2 separate regions of the Homo sapiens genome follow, and region 2 is linked to region 1. A link is a contact called in ENCODE Hi-C or POLR2A ChIA-PET data. All regions are on one chromosome and are shown on one strand. Each heading gives the region's core, a stretch centred on a gene start or an enhancer-like site at or near the end of the contact. The rest is flanking DNA. Distances are from core to core; before and after follow the strand shown. Region 1 holds the start of TRABD (TraB domain containing). Region 2 holds the start of SCO2 (synthesis of cytochrome C oxidase 2).

What was found. Hi-C counts contacts between places; a loop is a spot of excess contacts on that map. ChIA-PET counts read pairs that join two places held with the same protein, here RNA polymerase II (POLR2A). Pooled maps may share reads with other maps.
Region 2: a loop to region 1 is called in a map of HL-60/S4, with 3 times the contacts of the local background. The contact joins the promoter of SCO2 here to the promoter of TRABD in region 1. A Hi-C loop is called at or near these places in 6 of 168 maps with a recorded cell type or tissue (B cell, CD14-positive monocyte, CD4-positive, alpha-beta memory T cell and 3 more), 26 of 37 single-sample maps with no recorded cell type and 13 of 50 pooled maps. POLR2A ChIA-PET finds 5 or more read pairs at or near these places in 18 of 52 experiments (B cell, CD4-positive, alpha-beta T cell, CD4-positive, alpha-beta memory T cell and 14 more).

Annotation. Positions count from the first base shown.
Region 1 is chr22:50,181,979-50,187,372 of GRCh38, forward strand. TRABD (TraB domain containing) reads left to right here and starts at 3,935. Exons shown (of 10, transcript NM_001320485.2): 1 at 3,935-3,998. RefSeq lists an enhancer at 1,647-2,222 and silencers at 3,108-3,177, 3,368-3,467, 3,738-4,107, 4,374-4,683.
Region 2 is chr22:50,524,348-50,527,409 of GRCh38, forward strand. It overlaps SCO2 (synthesis of cytochrome C oxidase 2), which reads right to left and starts at 1,251. Exons shown (of 2, transcript NM_005138.3): 1 at 1,125-1,251; 2 at 1-77. The coding sequence starts at 64. It overlaps NCAPH2 (non-SMC condensin II complex subunit H2), which reads left to right. Exons shown (of 20, transcript NM_152299.4): 20 at 1-433. TYMP (thymidine phosphorylase) reads right to left here. Exons shown (of 10, transcript NM_001953.5): 6 at 2,818-2,936; 7 at 2,229-2,391; 8 at 1,899-2,129; 9 at 1,654-1,794; 10 at 1,405-1,571. The coding sequence ends at 1,423. RefSeq lists silencers at 923-1,222, 1,433-2,262 and enhancers at 2,353-2,652, 2,461-3,032, 2,823-3,022, 3,043-3,062.

The DNA.
Region 1 (5,394 bases), core at 2,685-5,184:
GAGGTTGCAGTGAGCCGAGATCACACCACTCTACTCCAGCAGCATGGGCGACAGCGAGACTCCGTCTCAAAAAAAAAAAAAAGAAAGTAGCAGTTCTTCACGCTCACCTAAGTCAGGACACCTCCCCAGCCTGCATGCCCATGTGCCCAGCATTCCCACGTCCAGGAGAGGGACCCGGTGTCACAGATCCCGGCCCAGGCCAGCCTGGTTGTGCAGGGAGGGCTGAGCCCTGGGCCTTGACAGCATCACCTTGGTGCTGCACCCACAGACCAGCTCAGTGGTGAGGGTGGGCAGGACATGGCAGCTGAGGAGACCCGAGGGATGGCGGCCTCCAGAGGTAGCGTTTGCCATGGGCGTCCTTGCTGCTCGCCAGCTGGGGCTGGGGACCCTCCTCACCCTCACACATGCACCCCGCCCACCTGCACCTGTCCTCCCTGCCCCAGCAGCCACCCGGCATCCCGCATGGCTCGGCTCAGGTAGGGAGACGTCCAGTAGTCCTTGGGGGCAGCCGGTCTGCGTGGTGCTGAGTCCCGCAGGCCCTGCCTCCCAGCTTGTGAGAGGAGCTGTCGCTGCCCAGAAAACGTCTAGGCCGAGGTGGGGCTTGAGCTGAGCCGGGGGACACAGGAGGCCTCAGGTGGAGCCACCTGGAGACTTCAATGTGACCAGGGCCATGGGCAGCAGCCACACTGCCCATCCCCCGCCTGTGCGCCTCAGCCTGGCAGGAGGTATGAAACCAACTCCTGTCTGGAAAGAGGTTCATGCCTCAAGTGAGCACCCTGCCCTGTGCTGGAGCTGGCCCTCCCTCTGCGCGGCCCGTGCTGGGGAGCTGGTGTCCGTCCTACAGTGAGACGCTGGCTCCCACCTCTCCCAGGTAACATCACCACCTTATCCCCAGACCTGTTCCTCTGGCTGTGTCCTTGCCAGCTGTGCCACGTTCCTAGAGGCAGGCGGGCAGAGGCCTGAAAGGGTGGCGCTCACCCTTGGCACTGGGTCAGGGCTGAACCGGCCCCAACCGCCTTCCCCCATAGGGCTCCCTCCCTCCCCTTGCCCCAACGCCTGCTTCTGTGGGATCTGTCACTCTGCTCCGAATGGGACTTGGCCCTTCCTCAAGGTCCACCCCTTGAGGACAAAGCCAGCCGGGGACCAAGACGGTCCCTCCCAGCACAAATGGCTTCACACAGTTTGTTTCTGTTCCTGAGAGCCCCCACCCTCCCTAGGACTCCTCCTCACTCCCCCCAGGGCACCTCCAGAAACCCTCCTCTGGCTGCTCCAGGAACAGGGCATCCACATGGCCAGCCCCCCGGCGTCAGGGCCTCAAAAGCTCTGGCACCCCAGGTGCACGTCCTCCACCTCCACCTGACCCTCTTCCCAAGGCAACCCCGCCTGCCCCCCACGGCAGAAGGGACAGAGCCTGCCCAGAGAAAAGCAGGCTTGGGAGCAGAACTTTAGAAGACAAGCCCAGCCTGAGATGTGGGTGGTGGCCCAGGGCCTGCGGCTGAGGTCCTGCCTCAGTTTCCCCAGCACGCTCCCTGAGGACTCAATCTCCCCCTTTTCTGCTTCTCGCCCCTCACAGCCTAGTGCAGCCCTGCAGGGGACCCCAGCCGGATCGGAGGGCAGTTCTGCTTCTCCACTGTCTGCTGCCCACCGGGGGCTGGGATCTCGGACACTCTCCCCTCCCCAACTGGCCACCTTGCCCAGGTGAGTCAGAGGGTCGTTCTGCAGCCCGGGGGCCAGCGTTGGTTTGAAATAGTGCCCCCTCCTGCCCCTCCCCCTCCCTGAGCATAAGCAGGCCTGGCAGGTGGATAGAACCGTCCCTCTCATGGAGAAGGAGGGGCTCCAGGAGGACCTTGCACCCATCCCAGATGGCCAAGACTGAGAACCCAGGCCTCCAGCCCCCAGGCCAGGGATCTTCCCTCCACACCAGCCCAGCACTGAGAAATGGGTGAGGTGGAGCCGGGGCGACTGCCACCCGCTGCCCTCCTGTGAGGATGTGGCCGAGATGGTCGGAAAGGCAGAATGACCACAAAGGCAGCGAACAATGAGAATCAATGGAGAGGATGTGAACCAGAGGCCCTAGGGCCCAAAGTGAGTGTCCTTCACCAAGGAGGACAGAGGCCTCTCTAAGGCCAGGCCTGGCCATTTGGGGACCAGGAAGCTGTAGGAGGGGGCGGGGCCTCTTGTGTAAGAATGCTCAGTGGGCAGCCAGCCCAGCCTGCTGCCGTGTGGACAGGCATTTTCACCCATCCGCCCCACCCCGGGAGGACCACCTGCAGACTCAGGACCAGGGACCTGAGGGGACCCCTGCAGGCCACCCGAGCCGGGGCAGCTCCTCAGAACCTGGGGCTGGGGCCGGGGCCTCCCTTCCTGGAGCCTGGAAGGAAGCAGGCTCCCCAGCACGGAGTCCTGGTGGACGGCCTCAGGCAGACCCAGACCAAGCCTGGGCGCTGCGTTGGACTCCCCCAACCCCAGGCCTGCTGGGTCAGCCTTCCAGGCTCGCTGAAGGTTCCTGCGTGGGGCAGCCCTCACTGAGGTCCTCCCCGTGGCTCCAGAGAGGAGCTAGTCCTAGGGCACTCGAGTAGAGAGGTGCGCCCTCCTCCCTCTTCTAAATGGTTCCCCAGCTGGCCCCACCTGGCCCCTTTCCCCAACTAACTCATCAGTGCCTGGCAGGAAGACACAGCAGCCCTCCCCCGGTGACTGGAGTCCTGGCCCCAGGGCAGGCCCCGCTCCAAGAACCTGATCCTTTGGCTGGGGCAGGGCCGTAGAGGTGGGCGCAGAGCTTCGGGGAGCTGGCTGTGGGGTCCGCGCATGCAGCCCGCAGGCAAACCATTGCCAGGCCCACGCCTGCACTAAGCCCAGCGCCAGCGCCAGGTCAGCCAAGAACCCGGGGTCGTGGAGGAGGAAGGAAGTCGTGGGCCCGGGATGCGCGGCCGGACCATTGCAGGAGAGCGGGGCAGGCGGACGGCGCAGCAGCTTGCGGGCAGCGAGTCGTCTGCATGCGGCGGCGAAGCGCCCGGGCCCCCGTCCGCGCCGGTGCCCGCAGCGCGCAGCAACTTGGCCGCCGGGTCCCGGCCGCCCCGGTAGAGGCTGGGTACAGCGAGGGGGCCGGGCGCCCGGGCAGGACGGGCGCGGCGGGTGGGGCCTGGCCGTCTCCCCCTGCCCTCGGGGCCGAACACGCACAGCGAGAGTCTAGCGTCGGCGTGGCTGCGGCCAGCCGGGTCCCCCTGGAGGCCTCCGGACGATCGGAAGTGACTGAGCGTCCGGGTCCGTGAGGCCGGGGGTCGGCCCGCCCTAAGACTCCCACCTGGTCCCGGTTCTCCGTCCGCTAGGCTGGCCGCGGGGCCCCTGGGGCCCGACCTTCCCGGGGTGCCCCAACCTGCGGCAAGGCCGAGGTCCCGCTGAGGCATGAGTCCCGGGTCGGGGACCGCTCTGGGCCGACCCCCGGAGGACGGACTAGGCCGATCCCCAGAGGGAAGGGGGCCAGGCCGAGGCCATGGCAGCGCGTTCCCTGATCCCGTGTTCTCGGCTCCTCGCGTCCCACTATCGGCTGTCCCTTTCGTGCGGGACTGACGGCTCACAGAACAGTTACATTTCAATATCATTCGACTGAAAACCATCCTGTGGACGCCGTGCGAGCATTGTCCCCATTTCACAGCTTGGGAGCTGCGACCAGAGAACGTGGGCGCGCCTCGCAAGGCCGTGACCGCGGCGGGACTCGAACCCTCCCTCCTGAGTGCGCGCCGATGTTCCTTAGGACCCGGGAGCGCCGGGGGGGGGGGGGGGGGCGGGGGCCCCGCGCGCTACCCCCTGGGAAGTGTAGTCCGAAGTTGCGGGCCGGGGCCAAGCAGGAGGCGCGTGGGACTACACTTCCCGGCATGCCACGCGGCCGCCGGCGCCCTCGGCCCGTCCGCCCCGCCCCGCCCCGCGGCCCCAGCCCGCCCCGTCCGTTGAGGGCCCGCGCCGCATGGAGGCCGGCTGAGGAGCGCCGCTGCCTCGCCTCGGTACGCCGCGCGGCGCGGACGGCGCGTGCGTGAGGACGGGGCCCAGCACCGAGCGGGGGGCGGGCCCGGGTCAGGGCCGCGGGGTGACTGTGGGGGGCGGGGGGAGCGAGCCCGAGTCGGGGGGTGGGGGCCGGGGGCGGGGGGGGTCAGGCCCGGGTCAGGTTTTGGGGCCGGGGTAGCAGGTCGTGGGGGTCAGGCCCGGATCAGGTTCAGGTTTTGGGGCCGGGGGAGCAGGTCGTGGGGGTCAGGCCAGGGTCAGATTCAGGGTTTGGGGCTGGTAGACCAGGGTCGTTGGGGGCCGGGCCCGGGTCAGGTTTGGGGGCCGGGGTGGCAGGTCGTTGGGGGGGCCAGGCCCGGGTCAGGTTTTGGAGCCGGGGGAGCAGGTCGTGGGGGTCAGGCCCGGGTCAGGTTTGGGGCGGGAGCAGGCCCCGCGCGTCCCCTGCCACCGCTGCCGGGAGCGGCGCTGCCGAGGAGCGGAGCCCCCCAGGGCTGGGGCGGGGAGGGTCAGCGGCGGCCTCGCGGGAAGGCGCGGGTCGGACCTCGAGTCCCAGGGTCCTCGCGGGTCGGGAGGGCCCCAGCCACCCCCGCCTGCCGCCTGCGGTGGAGCCGGCCGAGGTGAGAGTGGAGGAAGGCGGCCCAGGCCTGCGGGTCTCTGGGGGTGCTGGGGGAGGCCGAGCGGGAGGCCCCGGACCCCCGTTGTCCCCTCCGGCCCCGCTGAAACCTGGGGCTTCGCTCTTCTGTAGGTGCCTTTGCCCTTCAATTGGAGCAGAGCGGGGTTCCCATATGGGCGAAGTGGACGCCAGATCGTCCCCCGCTGTGCGCAGCCCAAACTTAAAAGGTCTTTTTAACTGAGCTATCATGAAGCTGCCGTGTGTCTTTGTCAAAACTCTTACAAGAAAGATGGAGTGGGAGCTGTCTGGGCACTAGCGTCCCAGAAACAACCAGGAACTTGTGGAGGTGCTAAGCTCCCTGCGGGGACTCCCGCAGCCTCGGTAGCCTCCAGATGGAAGCCTCCTAGCTTTCAGGTCCCTGAAGAGGCCGTGCAGGCCGCCAGGCTCACTGCGCTGTGTGTCTCTGCTCCCCGCTTGCTGCCGCCGCCCTTGCAGTGTGACTGGTGGGGATGCTGGCCAGCCTCGCCGGAGGCCCTGATGCTGTGGGGTCCGAGGAGGGGGCCTGGCAGGGTGGGTGGGTGGCAGGAGCCTGTGGGGCCCCCTGCATGGTGGTCAGTGTGGGGGCTCTGCATTGACTGTGACCAGGTCCTGGGAGGTTGGGGGCTGCCAGGTGTGCTGGCAAGGAGGCCTCGGGCTCTGGCTCAGGTGTGTTTCCCGTCTCCCAGCTCTGCCACACCTGCGTGAAGCGGTCCCGCCAAAGCCGGGAGGGGTTTCCTGTGGCCAAA
Region 2 (3,062 bases), core at 1-2,500, 340 kb after region 1:
GGACCCGAGGCTTGAGCTGAGAGAGCCTGTGCCAAGCTGTGGGGCTCCGAGTCAGCAGCAGCATGGATCTGATGCTCCTGGAAACAAGCACAGGCGTCAGGAGCCAGAAGGGAAGGCCCAGGACAGTGCCTGGGCTGCCCCTGCGACTTGAGACCAGCCACCCATCTGAAGGACCCAGCCCACGTTCAGGCTTAACAGGCATTTGCAGCTGCTCACCTGAGCTCAGAACTCCACCTCCACCAAACATCCACACCTGGGCAACCACACCTGTCACTCCTGTCCTCTACCTGGGATCACCAGCCTGTCACCGCACCCTGCCCTGCACCTGCACCTCAGCAAGGTGAACCTCTTGCTGACGGAAAGCATTCCAAGTGCATGCCTTGCCTGAACTAACCACGTTATCTATTTGCAATAAACCCATTTCTTAAAAGGAGGTGGGTAACTCTCTGGCTTGCAATCCCCGAGAGCAACCGATTCCTCCAACACTTTCCTGTTACCTCCAGCCACTTCAACCAACCGCGGCCTTCCTCCACACTCCCAGCAGAAAACCTGCACGACCTACCCCCGGAGCTCAGACTCTGCCCGCCGGCTGTGTTTAACCTCTCCTGGCAGAGACGCACGACACTTCCACCCGCCACAAAACCCCACCCTCCTCACATCCAGGCTTCCCAGCAGCTCCTCCGGGCTCACAGCCGACGCCCTGCCTTTGCGTTGGTGACCTTTGAGCCTTTCCCACGGGCCCCCGCAGAAGGTTTGCTAGGTGGAGGTCTCAGGACTCCCGGTCACTGCCCCCTCCTGCTGAGGGCACCCTCCCGAGGACTCACTGCACCCCCGCCCGGGCGGTTCTGGGTTTGTGCCCTCCCCAGCAAGGCCAGCGCCCTCGTGGCCAGAAAGGTTCCAGGACCACTCGAAGCGCCGCGCGAGCGCGTTATAACTGTGCTTGGCCGCGAGAACACCGGTGCCTGCTGGGAGCCTCCCACGGGCGCCCCAGCCTCGCTCCGGCCTCCAGCGCGCCCTGGGGTGTGCCCCGCCAGCCCCGCGCAGTAGCCGGAGCTGGGAAACTACCCCGGAGTCCAGCGAGTCCTCAGGGCTACCTCCTCCCCTCCCAGCCCCGGCGTCCGCACCTCGCGGCGGGGCCGCGCGTCAGTGGACCAAGCACGAGAGGAAGCGCCGACCTCCAGCTCCCTGCGCTCTGCCCCGCCGGCTCAGGGAAAGCGGGCGCCACACGCTCACAGGCAGGGCGCAGGCGTCCCCGGAGCTGCGCATGCGCACACGGGCGCAGCCGCTGACAGGCTCTCAGCGCGTGCGCGGAAGGCGGAGCCCGCCGGGGGTCACGTGTTCATCGAGACGGCCCCCGCCTCCGCAGCCCTGGATCCTTCCGCTCCCGCCCAAGCACTGACAAGGTTTCGCGGCAAAGGAGCTTTATTGCTGCGGCGGCAGAACGAGCTCTGCGAAGGGCGAGGGGGCGGCGAATGGCGCGCGGTCGGAGAGTACGAGCGCCTCCTGCAGGGCGCGGCTCTGCGGGCCGCTGAGCGCGGGGCCGTCCCGGTGCACGCGGAGCCAGGGGGTCCCTGCAGAGCGAGGGGCTGTTAGAGGCCGCGCGGCCGGAGCTGGGCGGGGGTGCGGGGCCAGCAGGGCGGGGGCGGCGCTCACCACGGCGCAGCCTCTGACCCACGTCGACCAGCAGCTCTGCGCCCACCCCCAGGCGGAGCGGCTCCCCAGCGCGGCTGCGCCCGGCCCCGAGCTCGTGCAGCACCAGCGCCAGCGGCAGCGCCCGGACCAGCTCCACGGTGCCTGCGGGGAGAGGGGCTGAGAGGCGCGGGCTCGGGAAGGGGCGGGGCCTCGGGAAGGGAAGGGGATGGCGGAGGCGGAAGGACGGGGACTCCCCCGACGCTCACCATCTGCGGGCGCCAGCAGCTCCTCCTGCTCCCGGGCGCGAGGCAGCAGCTGCCGGCGTTCTGCGGGACTTCCCGAGCACAGGGCTCGGGCCAGACCGGGATCCACGCCCTGCGCCGCCAGCATCCGCTCGAAGCGGCCAAGGGCCGAGCCGTCGTCCAGCGCCGCGGCCACCCGGGCAGCGCCCTGGGCCTGAGTCCCCGCGTGTCCGCTGAGCCAGAGCAGGGCGCCCCCTGCGGGCGGGGACGGGTCTTAGGCGCGGCCGGGTCGGGGCGGCCCCAGCGGGAAGCACCCCCCGCCGCCTCCGCTCCCCTACACCCCGTCCCCCTCACCGAGCGTGGTGACCAGGTCCCTTAAGTCTGGCGGGCCTGCGCCGTCCATGCAGAGCAGCGCCTCCTCCACCTCCAGGGCGTGGCCCACGCAGCGACCCAGGGGCTTGTCCATGGCGGTCAGCGCTGCCGCGACCCGAAGCCCTAGGCTGGCTCCCACGCCAACCTGCGGAGAGGAGGCTCAGCGTGGACCCCCCATGGCGGGGCCTTCTGCAGCCGGTTCTTGGTCGAACTCCAGCCCCTGCTGCACCCTGGGTTGCCAGCCCCCCAGCATGAAGTCAGGGAAGGATTGGGGTGGGGAAGAGACACGAGTGAAGTGCGACACCTCGCCATGGGGCCAGGAGGAACTTGTACTTGGTCTGGGGCAGGAACGCCACAGAGGGCTTCCCCAGGTCCAGGCCGGGCCAGCCTTGACCTCTAAAGTCACAGCAGGTTAGGAAGCCGTGAAGGAGGGAGGGACTTCGGGCAGAAGAGGGTGGGACTGGGGTTAGGCAGGACTGCTGAGTGGAGGGAGGCAGTGGGGACGGGAGGGGTGAAGGGTAGGCTGGGCCCGCATCAAGACGCTTGCCCAGGGAAAGGCCACACCGCTCACCAGCGTCTTTGCCAGCTCCCGGGCCTGCTCCTGGTTGGGGAAGACGGCGGCCCCTCCGAACTTAACGTCCACCACCAGAGCGGACAGCCCCTCCACGAGTTTCTTACTGAGAATGGAGGCTTTGGGGGAGGCAGAGGAGGTTGGAGACAATGGAGAACCTGGAGCTTCTTGGGAGAGTTCGGGGATGCCGACTTTGGGGTCAGGGGCCCTGAGCATTGAGGGTCAAGTCCCTTATTATGGGGGTG